Linked DNA regions of Mus musculus: all the other regions are linked to region 1. The links are chromatin loops, found by intact Hi-C in ENCODE. Cell type or tissue: left cerebral cortex. All regions are shown on one strand.

Region 1 (2,500 bases):
TGGTGCCGCATGACCTGGGCAGGGCACAGAGCTCCAGAGACAACTCCAGGCACCTAGAGGTCCCAGGAAAGCCATACACACTTACACAGTAGTGGCATGGACATTAGTGGAGTAACCAAACACTTTCTGACTGGACTTAAGACCTGACCCACAAGATGAAATACCTTGGCACTGTTGTTGGACTAAGAACCTGTAGCCAGATAGCTCACAGACTCCAGGGGAGAAACTACTATTATTCTGCTAAATAGATATAGTATTAAATTAACTCCTAATGGTCATACCCATAGACAAATACACCTCTCAGTTCTCATCCCCAGAGAAGCTTCTATGTGTGTTAGACAGTGATTAAAACAGAGATCCACCGGGCCAAACGACAGAGGATAAGAGACTGAAGTATCTGGCCCTAAATGGGACATTTGTGTCACATTCTCACCTCCCAAGGCTCATGGGGCCAAAATATTGTAAAAGCCAGAAGTGGCAGATGAGTACAATAAAACTGTCCTCTGAACACAACAGGGCAGCTCTACATCTGCCCTCAGAACAGCCGTGACAGCATGCACAGCCCAGGTCACACTGTGCATAGAAAGGAGAGCGGGGTACAAAGTCCCACCTCTAGCCAAGGAGCTACTGGCAATTGGTAGTTGCTGGGGGATGTAGAGTCTGTTCTCTTTAAGAGTGGTGCATCTGGCAAGTTGTTCCAGCAGAAGGCTGCACATCCAAGACTATGTAGGCAGCACAGCCTGGAAGTAATGTTTTCTAAAAACAAGGAAAGGAAAGGGAAAGCATGCAAAGTTGGGTGGGTAGGGAAGGAGGGGTGGATGTGGGAGGAGTGGCGGGGCTGACCATGATGAGAGCGCCCAGCAAGGAATTCTCAAAAAATTAAGTAAAGAAAGAAAACGCTAAATCTAGGTCTTCCTGTCTGTTTCTCAGGCGTGCCCCCTTTCATGCCGTTCTAAGAACCTCACAATTTCTAGTGTATCAAGTATAAGTTATTCACGTTTACTAAAGTAGCAGGTGTGATGTCGCCTCTCCTCGGCAACAAGAGAGTTGAGGATGTGACTGATCCCTCAATGCAACCAACAAGCAAACGGTTAAGTCTCAGATCGTGGCTGGGAAACAACTCTCTTGGGTTCTGTGTTTTCCACCCCTGCTCACCTCCTCCTCCAGGTGTCTTACTTTCCTTTCGTTCACTTCGGAAATAAACGTTTCCTGGTGGGTAATTATAAAGGAAAAAAAAATTAGAAATGTGATCAGAAATTAGATAAAACCCATAATTTTCCCCCTTCTTTTTGTTTTTGTCTTCTTTCTCCCCGTCCCTTAAACAGGTAGCTGTTACGAAGACTGATGTAGCATTTATGAAATTCGGGAGAGGAAAATATTGCATAAAAAAGTCAGAATGTTTAGTAGTGAGGAACAATCACAGTTTGTACCTATGCTTGCTAGAAAGAACATAAAGGATTCCTAATCCTGAAGTCACCATTAATCCCGGCTGAAGCCTCCCTTGCAGCTGCCTTTATTCCTCCACTAAGAGCTCCCGAGGGTTCTAGCTACTCCGTTGCTGTGGCGACCACTGCAGCCACTTGCTCATTTCAGCTAAAAAACATATTCAAGTTGTCAGACCATGCCACCAGCTGAGCTTGGCTCAGAACAGTAAGGTCGCTGACATTGTCTTCTCAAAACAGCCTATCAATCAAGCACACTGCTGTAAGAGAAAGTTCAGACGGTGTTGCTGTCCAATATAAGAGCCGCTGGGGTCTCAGGGCATGGCAACGGCCTCGGCCATCTCATTTAGAGCCGAAACCTCAATTTTACAGCCAGAAGGTTGGTTCTGGTGGGGTACGTAGAGACAATTGAATGCTGGGGGGTGTGGGTTAAACTCACAAAATAATAATATAAGGAACAGAATGCCTGTTTGTTATTTTTATTAAAATGTGATCAGTGATTCTAGGATTTCCATGTACAATGGACAGCAAGTGATTTGTGTAACATTCTGCACTCCCCCACCCACAAAAAAAGCAGATATGAATTGGATGTTAGCGTCTGACAACCAATGTTAGGGAGGTAAATCAGGCTGCTTTGGTGGCTGTTTTCCTGCAGTCTCGCAATTCGATTTCAAGCATTTTCTAAGTTCATTGCAGTACATTTGCCTGTACAAATCATTGTTCTCAAAATAGGGCAAACAGAGAGAAAAAAAAAAATAACTATCTTGGATGCATCCTGAGATAGTTCGCTGTTTGTGTTAACTTAGCTTTAGGTGTCCTCGGCGTTTCAGGTCGCCATTTAGCAGCTGTTGTTTAAAATGTGTTCCACACAGGCATCCGCTTAGCTTTTGCTAGTATAGTCTGTGTTCAGTTTTGGAGAATCCCGTATGAAGTACAGAGAACACTTTAATACTTTAGATTTTAAAAGAAGAATCCAGAGAACATTAAAGGGGGAAGAAAAAGACTGATAGTATGAGTTTGATAAAGTGATCTCTAATGAGAGATGTGGTTTTAAATAT
Region 2 (2,500 bases), 68 kb before region 1:
TCATTTTTACCTTATCACATTACCCTATCCCACAATTCCATCGTGGCTATTGGAATTGACAAACTGCATATTTATTTAATCTGTGTCTTTCAAAGTATCTCGAAAACTACATAGAACCGAAATGATACAAGGTAGACCCTTTAAAAAAGAATATTAGGGAAGAATAAATGAGACAGCTGTTTAAATAGGAGGCTTATCAATAGATTATTTTTAGCAACTCTGATGCAATGGAAACACTAAAGTTGAATTTTGAGTTCCAAGTGACTGCTTTAAATTAGGGGCACAGCTGGGCTGAAGTGAGGGCAGAGGCAACAGGAAGGCCACAGAGGGAAAGATGTGGTGGGAGCACTTCGACAGGCATCTCCCTCCTTGGTTGTGCAGGAGAAAGGGCAGGTTATTTTACAGTTAAGTTAACATTGGATGGAAGGGTGGGGCAAAAGAAGAGATCATTTGAATCCTACTAATGCCGGGCCTCTCCAGTCCTTCTGTTAACACTGTGTCTACCGAGCACAGACCAGGGCCTCTTGCTGCGGCCGGACACTAATCCCATGTGACCTTCCTCTTATGAGGGGCCTGAATCAGTATTTTTTGGAGAGTTTTGCAATATAGACTAGAACTATGAAAACTTTTTCTATAAAGGGCCAGATAATAAATATTTTTTGGTTTTGTGGGCATATGGTCCCTGTTATGTGATCTTCATCTTTTAAAATGGCTTTTGTTTAAAAGGTCATAAACATTCTTAGGTTGAGGGTTGTACAAAAATGCACCAGTGGAGACTGGCACTTTGGCTACGGACCCCTCCTAAATAAATATGTATACTGGGACCTTAAAAACCATGGGAAGTTTTGTAGAGTAGAAATCTGTCTACCATTGCTCAAGTTGATTTATCAAGCAATTATACTGGAATTGCTTTTTTTCTTTTATCCATTTAATGTCTATGTGAGGTAGTTTCAAAACCCTGATATTTTCTTTGGAATATTATGATTTTATTCATATATGGAGAATAACAAAGTTGATCTCTACTCAACCTGCACATAAAGAAACATTCGGGATGTCTTCAAATAAATAAAAGAGCACCAGAGACTGTCTCTGGATCCTGAAAGATCCCCAAGCAACATCCCGAAAACATTAAGCCTGAGACATAAATTATATGTTAAACCATATTAAAATTAAGAATTTCTGTTCAGCAAACAACATCTTGTAGAAAAAAAATCTAATAAAAAGCATAGGAGAAAAAAATTGCCATGTTCAAAGCCATAAGAAATTAATGTGGCAAGGAATGGTTTCTACTTAATAAGAAAAGAACTGAGTCTCCAATACAAAATGGATGGGTAAGATAACTAGACAGTGCCCGGGGGAGACATCAGAGCGACCAACACATATATGAAGATGCTAGAACTCATTAGCAACTGCAGAAATGAAAGCTGAAAAGAGATTAAAATGTTTACACTATTGGCAAGTAGTTTTCAAGTTGGTTAGTAGCCAGTGTTGGCAGGCATATAGGAAAACAGCTTTTCTTATGCATTGCTGTGGAATCTTTGGACCATGTAGCTTCTCTGGAGAATTACTGGCAAATCTCAGTGAAATTCAGTACGTGCAATACTCACTCTTGACTGCAAACCCTGGGAGACGTAGCCACAGATCCAAGGATAACAAGCACAGAGAAATTCATTTCAGCATTTAGTTTAATGTAGGAGGAGATGGAAGTCAACATACTTCCCATTACTGGAGAAATGGATTAAGAAAATATAGAACAAGCTCACTGTAGAACTCCTCATAATCAAAGTGGGTTGGATAGTTCTTTCAAAAATTGTATTATGTAAAAGATGGGGTGGGGGTGGGGGTGGGGGATGGTGCCCTGGGTGAAAGAAAAGCACTTGCCATGCTAGCCCGACAACCTGAGTTCAATCCCTGAAACCTAACATTAAAAACTAGATCATGGTGGAAAGAAAGAACTGCTCAGGGATGTCCTCTGACCTCTGACCTCTGACCTCTAACATGCATGCTGTGGCACCTGTGCACCCCTGCATGCTAACACAAACTCATTAATTAATTAAAAATAGTGTTACATATGCATGTAGATGACATATGATGAACTGTATGACTCCACACATGTATGTAGGTATGTATGTATGCATGTATGTATGTATGTATGTATGTACTATGCATGTATATACAGGGACAGGGGAGACACAGATATCAAACATAAAGTTGGAGTGTGAGGGATCAAAGGGTAAAATAATACATGGAATCCAGAGATTGACGCTGATGTTTTATGAACAGAATGGTACAGAGAAACCAGCTCTTGGCAGTACTTGTTACATCAGTATGTGTGTCTATTGTATTCTACTGCCCTGGAGATTCACCCTCTGTCGAAGAGGAAAAACTTAGCTGATCTGTTTGGTTTTCTCCCCCCACCTTGATCTATTTACCAGTAATAGAAAACAACCTGGCTTTAATATATCAAAGGTTTTATGGTAAATCTAATACCTTTGCATGT
Region 3 (2,500 bases), 110 kb after region 1:
GGAGTGGGAAGGTCTGAGCCCACTTCGGGGCGCTTCCCCGTCCGGGGCTTGCCTCTAAAAGCACCTGCCGGCATCCTAAGTTCTGGGGCTTGCCGAGAGGGGCTGACACGGTTCGTCTCTGGGGGCGGTGGGTGGGGGGCGCTTTCTAAACTGCATTCGGAATGGCGTGTGGGGCCCCGGATACGTCAATCATCCGCACAGTTCCCGGGCTCTGGGAGAGCGGCACCGGAGCTCGCATGCCACACACACTTGCGGGCCCGGGAAGCCTCGGCTTGCGGGGCGGCGGGCGAGCGGGTTCGGGTGCGCGCGCTCGAGCTCGTGTGTGTGTGTGTGTGTGTGTGTGCGCGCGCGGGGGCTCCGGGTCCAGGCGGCCGGGGGCGCCGTCGGCGGGGCTCGCGCAGCCGCACTGGGCGCGCCGACTCCGGGCTCCTCCTCCCGGCTCCGTAGTAATCATGGCGGCGGCGGCATTCGCGGTCCCTCGGGTGAAACAGAAAGCGGGAGCTACGCGGAGAGGGAGCGAAGAGCGGGGCTGAGGCGGCGGCGCCGTCACTGCCGGGAAACACCCCTCCCCAACAACCCCCCTCCACAGCAGTCAGCGCAGCGGCGGCCGCGGGAGCCCCGGCCCACCGCCAAGCGAGTGAGAGGACGAGCCGGAGCCTCGCAGGAGAGACGCCCGGGGTGGGGGATCCGCCTTCCTTCGCTTCGGAGCGGCGGGATTCGGAGGTGAGAGCCGGCAGGGGGACGCCGGAGCCCGCGTCGGGGAAACCGTTAGGCTGGGGCTGCGGGCCGCGCCGCCGGAGGGCTGAGCCCGTCGGGGAGGGCGGGCGGACGGGCGACGCCCCCACGCGAGGCCGCGCCGTCCGCGGGGTGACGGACCCGGGACGCGGCGGGGACGTGCGCGACACCTGCCGGGGCTCGGCGACAGCGGAGCGCTGCCTGCGCACCTGAGGGTTAAATCCTCGAAAACACGCCCTTCGGGTCTGCGCCCGCCTGCCTGGCCGCCCGGGCGGCCGCCGCAGCCGGTGCCTGGCGGCTCCTCTTCCCCAGGTAAGGCAACCACCTGTTCGGTCGGTGGCGAGGAGGAAGGGAGGCTGCGGTGCTCGCCCAGCTCGGCAGCCTGCGTGGGTGAACTTTTGACACGACTCTGGGAAAGGGCGGCACGCGCTGGGTGAAGGAAAAGGAGCGAGTAATTTCGACGTCAGATCGCTAGCGCTTGCTGCTTTTACCGTGTGTGATAGGTAATTGTAGTTTTATTAAACTATCACCTTTCATAAAAAGCATTGGGGGGTATTCGTGTGTGTGTGTGTGTGTGTGTGTGTGTGAGAGAGAGAGAGAGAGAGAGAGAGAGAGAGAGAGAGAGAGGGAGGGAGAGAGAGAGAGAGATTGCTGAGGGTGCTAAGGATGGTGAGCTAGAGATTATTTATTTTAGTGAGACTGTAAGTTCCTTTGGGCACCTTCTCGGCTGTCCGTCTACTAACTGACAGTGGCAGGCGGACAAGGCTTTCCCTCTTTTTGTATTATAATCTTGAAGTGCTCACGGGTAGACTTTAAAAAACACCGAGCCACATAATGATGTTGCTGCATCCTATTGTGGTCTGTTTCAGTTCTTGAAACCCAAGTTTGTGCGTGTTGTAAGAAGCAAATAAGCATCGCCTCTCAGCCTCTTGGCTAAGATGAGTTGTAAGAATGAAAGAGCAGTTGAAGCTTTTCTGTAATATTTGAATCACTATGCTTTTGCCAGTATCAGTACGAAACATATGCCAGTCAAAACCGAGCCATATGTCAGACAGAAGCAAATTGAGATTTCTGGCTCATATCCCGTGTTTAGATAAATATTTAGTTTGTGTGTATTTGCGGAGTGTGTAATTCTTGTCATCTCGGAAATGTTGTTTAAGTCACCTAAAAATGTTCCAGAGAGATGACCCCCCTGCCTTCTTAACATTTTCTTGTTTAAATTGATTTTTTTTTTCTCAACTAATGAGATCAGTTACCCATGGAGACAGGTGTTGGGCCTATTGGAAAGCAATGATAAGGTCTTTTAAAACATGGCTTTTCGTTGGGTTTTTAAAAAAATTTAGTCCTCTTGTAATTTACCACTAATAACATCCTCTGAAGGGAGGAGAGAAGATAAGGGGATAGGGAGAAAAATCTTGTTTAGGTTTTACGTTTAAAAATTTTAGCATTTTCATATTAAATTTCTCTGTGTTGTTTTATCTTCATAGATCCTCTCCAGGCTTGCTTTGTAGGTTAAGTGGGACGTTTTTCTCTCAGGCTGCTTCCCTTTGGCCACCTGTATGCCTCTGCCTTAACTCTTTCCTTTTCCCCTTCTGTCTGAATCCTCGTCACCAGTGGTCAGGAAAAAGAAACTCATGCTTAATTAACACTAGCCTCAGGGAAGCATGATTGTAAGGGGAATTTTCTTCTCCCAAATTAATGGTGTGCATTTGAAAACACAGATTTTGTGTGTGTGTATGTGTGTGTGTGATGTGTCATCATTTCC
Region 4 (2,500 bases), 52 kb before region 1:
TTCAAGTCACACTTCTTAAGAACAAAAGGGAATGGGGTGGGTAGAATGGGGGATTTGGGTGGCTAGAACTAAATTTCCCACAGTGTTCTGGAGGAACAACAAATGGGGGAAAGAATAGAATCAGAAGAAAACAACAGTTTCTGTGAGAAGCTTGGCTTAATTCTATGTGACTCCGATAATCCAGTGGATAATCAGAAGCTAAGAGAGCTTCCCGTTGAGGCAGACATTCCTTCTTATTCCCAAGCTAGAGATTGATTCGATGTCTTAGGAGCTGTAGAGGTTGTTGAAACATTCTAATTGGCCAAGTTAGACGCTCCCTTCCGGAAGAGTAGCTCAGGTAGATTTTGTGATTCTATTTCAACTCTGCAGAGCCCTTCAACTCTCCTGCAAGGCCTGCACTGCCCAGAGGTCTAAAGACCCAGCTACTGGATGGCATTCCTGGGACTGCACACAGCATGTGGTCTAACCTCATGATGTTTCCACCATGGTACTGCAGTCCCCAGGAAGGAGTCAGAATTAAGTCAAATGTCTCTTCCTGCTTCCCCCAACCCCCGTCTCCCGACATCTTCTCCTCCACATCTTTTCTTTTAACAGCGTTGGTTCCTTGGTTGAAATTGGCAGTTATGGAGGGTTTAGCACAAAAGCAAGATAGGCTCATGCTCCCATTCCTTTCCAGCTCCTTTTCCTGGGTCAGATGACTGGTTTGTTCCCGTGCTTTTATCTGGCCCCAAGGCGCAGCCGTTTACTGACCCGGACATTTCTGCCTGTCTCCTATCCTCCCCATGAAAGCAGGCTTCTCCTCTGACCCGCCTCCATACACCGACTCAGTGAGTCACTTTCTTCTGTCACCTGCCAGTCGGCCGCCCCAGCTTCTCCCTCGCTAGCTCTGAGTGCTGTCGAAAGGGTAAGGCTTAATTTGAAATTAATTCTTCATCCCTTGCGGCCTGCCATGGACGTCAAAAAAAAATGAATTAATCACCATCGAGGCTTCCGCCATAGAAACTACACCCACATTCCCTCCAAACAGAGAATGACTCAGAAGGCACCTTTTTGGTCTCCTTAGTAACTGGCCTCTCAGATTTCCCTCTTGTATTTGCAGGCAGGCAAGCACAGCAAATTGACTGGGGGAAGGGAAGTGGCTCACAGGATGCAGAGCGTGCTCTGGGCGGAATGTCACCTGCGATGCTGTTTGCCAGCCATCTCCGGCTTCATATACTGGCTCTGTGTCTCCGTTATAACTGGAGCATTGATTTAGCCACGAGCCGAGTGTAGGGATAAGTCTGGAAAATTACTAATGGCCTCAGCAAGGTTTGGTGACACCCAACAGAAATCGACACTGGTCGATTCATTTCTGAGTTAGAAATGTTATTAACCTTGACTTTAACCTGGGCTTGCAATTAGAGGCAGACACACAGTTCTGCCAAGACAGAGGTGAAGAGGGAGGAAGAGAGAAGTCCACCTATGACGTTTATCTACCTACACCATGGGAAATAATATTGTAAGAATCAGATGTATGGAGTCCTGTGTGATTTGCTTGCTTCATTCATAAGCAACCCCTCGCCCCCGCCCCCGCCCCCGCAAACACTTTCTGACAAACTAAAAAATAAACCAATCAAAATCTAGAGACCAATGGTACAGTATAGGAAGTTCTCAGTAAGGAGTTGGTACCTTAGAACAAACTGCTCCATGCCTCTAGGTTTCCTCCTGGAAACTGGGGATTCAACTAAGTGAACCTGTCATCCCTTCCAATGGTGAAAAGTAGACTCCACTTCTTGGGATCGCATTGATTTTAAAGCAGAAACTATTTGGCTTACGATGTAAGTTTATTGGTCAGAGGCCATCTGGACAGAAAAATTAATCTATCCTCCCCTGCATTTTGCAAATGAGGTCAACAGAGGTAAAATTACTTGCCCCAAGATGCCATACATGTGAGAATTTTTCTTCTATTATTTTTGACCCAGCGTCTCACTATGTGGCCGGTCAGCCTTGAACTGTTGATCCTCCTGCCTTAGCCTTAGCGGGAGAGCCAGGATCCTAAGCACGGGACTCCACACTCCGTTAGTTTTAGTTTGACCCCAATTCACCACCTGATGGTGTGCAAAATAGCTTTACAGAGCTTGCGGAGAGCAGGAACAGCCTCCACCAGCCCTTCTTGCCCAATCCCCAAAATATCTGTTTTAAAACACATATGCTTGTTGCTTGAAGCTAATTCTTTAACTTAGTATTATCCCTAATTGTATTTTTGGTTACTATTTTAGGTATTGCATCAACCACAGTTTTTTTAAAACCCCCTTCCTGTGCTTGTATAATTTTATAATAGGTTTTAGATTGATAAATTGTGTTTATCGGCCAGAGATACTATTCATAGTTGCACCGTGAAGTGTGTTATAAAATTTTTTTCATTCTGTTTACTTTTCCCAGAATTAATAATGATCATGTTTTGATTTTGCTTAATTTTCTGAGTAGCCAAAAATTCTATCCTAGCTCTTTGTGATCGTAC

Evidence for each region. Peaks named below come from ENCODE experiments on the same cell type or tissue, not always from the same donor. Only the 100,000 strongest peaks of a DNase experiment are listed, where the experiment ranks them.
Region 2: it touches region 1 in a loop (2.4-fold over the local background); 2 of 42 quality-filtered maps call a loop at or near these places.
Region 3: a loop joins it to region 1, with 2.4 times the contacts of the local background. A loop is called at or near these places in 4 of 42 quality-filtered maps.
Region 4: it touches region 1 in a loop (1.9-fold over the local background); 3 of 42 quality-filtered maps call a loop at or near these places.

The regions. Positions count from the first base shown.
Region 1 is chr14:72,816,174-72,818,673 of GRCm38, reverse strand. No RefSeq gene overlaps it. Among named protein-coding and RNA genes, the nearest start is that of Gm35218, 9.8 kb to the right of the region's middle. In left cerebral cortex, no CTCF peak of the experiment used is centred here; DNase peaks (open chromatin) are centred at 713, 1,022 and 1,541; H3K4me3 peaks cover 436 bases.
Region 2 is chr14:72,883,798-72,886,297 of GRCm38, reverse strand. No RefSeq gene overlaps it. Among named protein-coding and RNA genes, the nearest start is that of Gm41207, 15 kb to the right of the region's middle. In left cerebral cortex, no CTCF peak of the experiment used is centred here; a DNase peak (open chromatin) is centred at 1,540.
Region 3 is chr14:72,707,941-72,710,440 of GRCm38, reverse strand. It overlaps Fndc3a (fibronectin type III domain containing 3A), which reads left to right and starts at 438. Exons shown (of 26, transcript NM_207636.2): 1 at 438-723. In left cerebral cortex, no CTCF peak of the experiment used is centred here; DNase peaks (open chromatin) are centred at 403, 990 and 1,658; H3K4me3 peaks cover 2,271 bases; H3K27ac peaks cover 1,087 bases.
Region 4 is chr14:72,867,983-72,870,482 of GRCm38, reverse strand. It overlaps Gm41207 (a long non-coding RNA gene), which reads left to right and starts at 686. Exons shown (of 3, transcript XR_874817.2): 1 at 686-904. In left cerebral cortex, no CTCF peak of the experiment used is centred here; a DNase peak (open chromatin) is centred at 973; H3K27ac peaks cover 623 bases.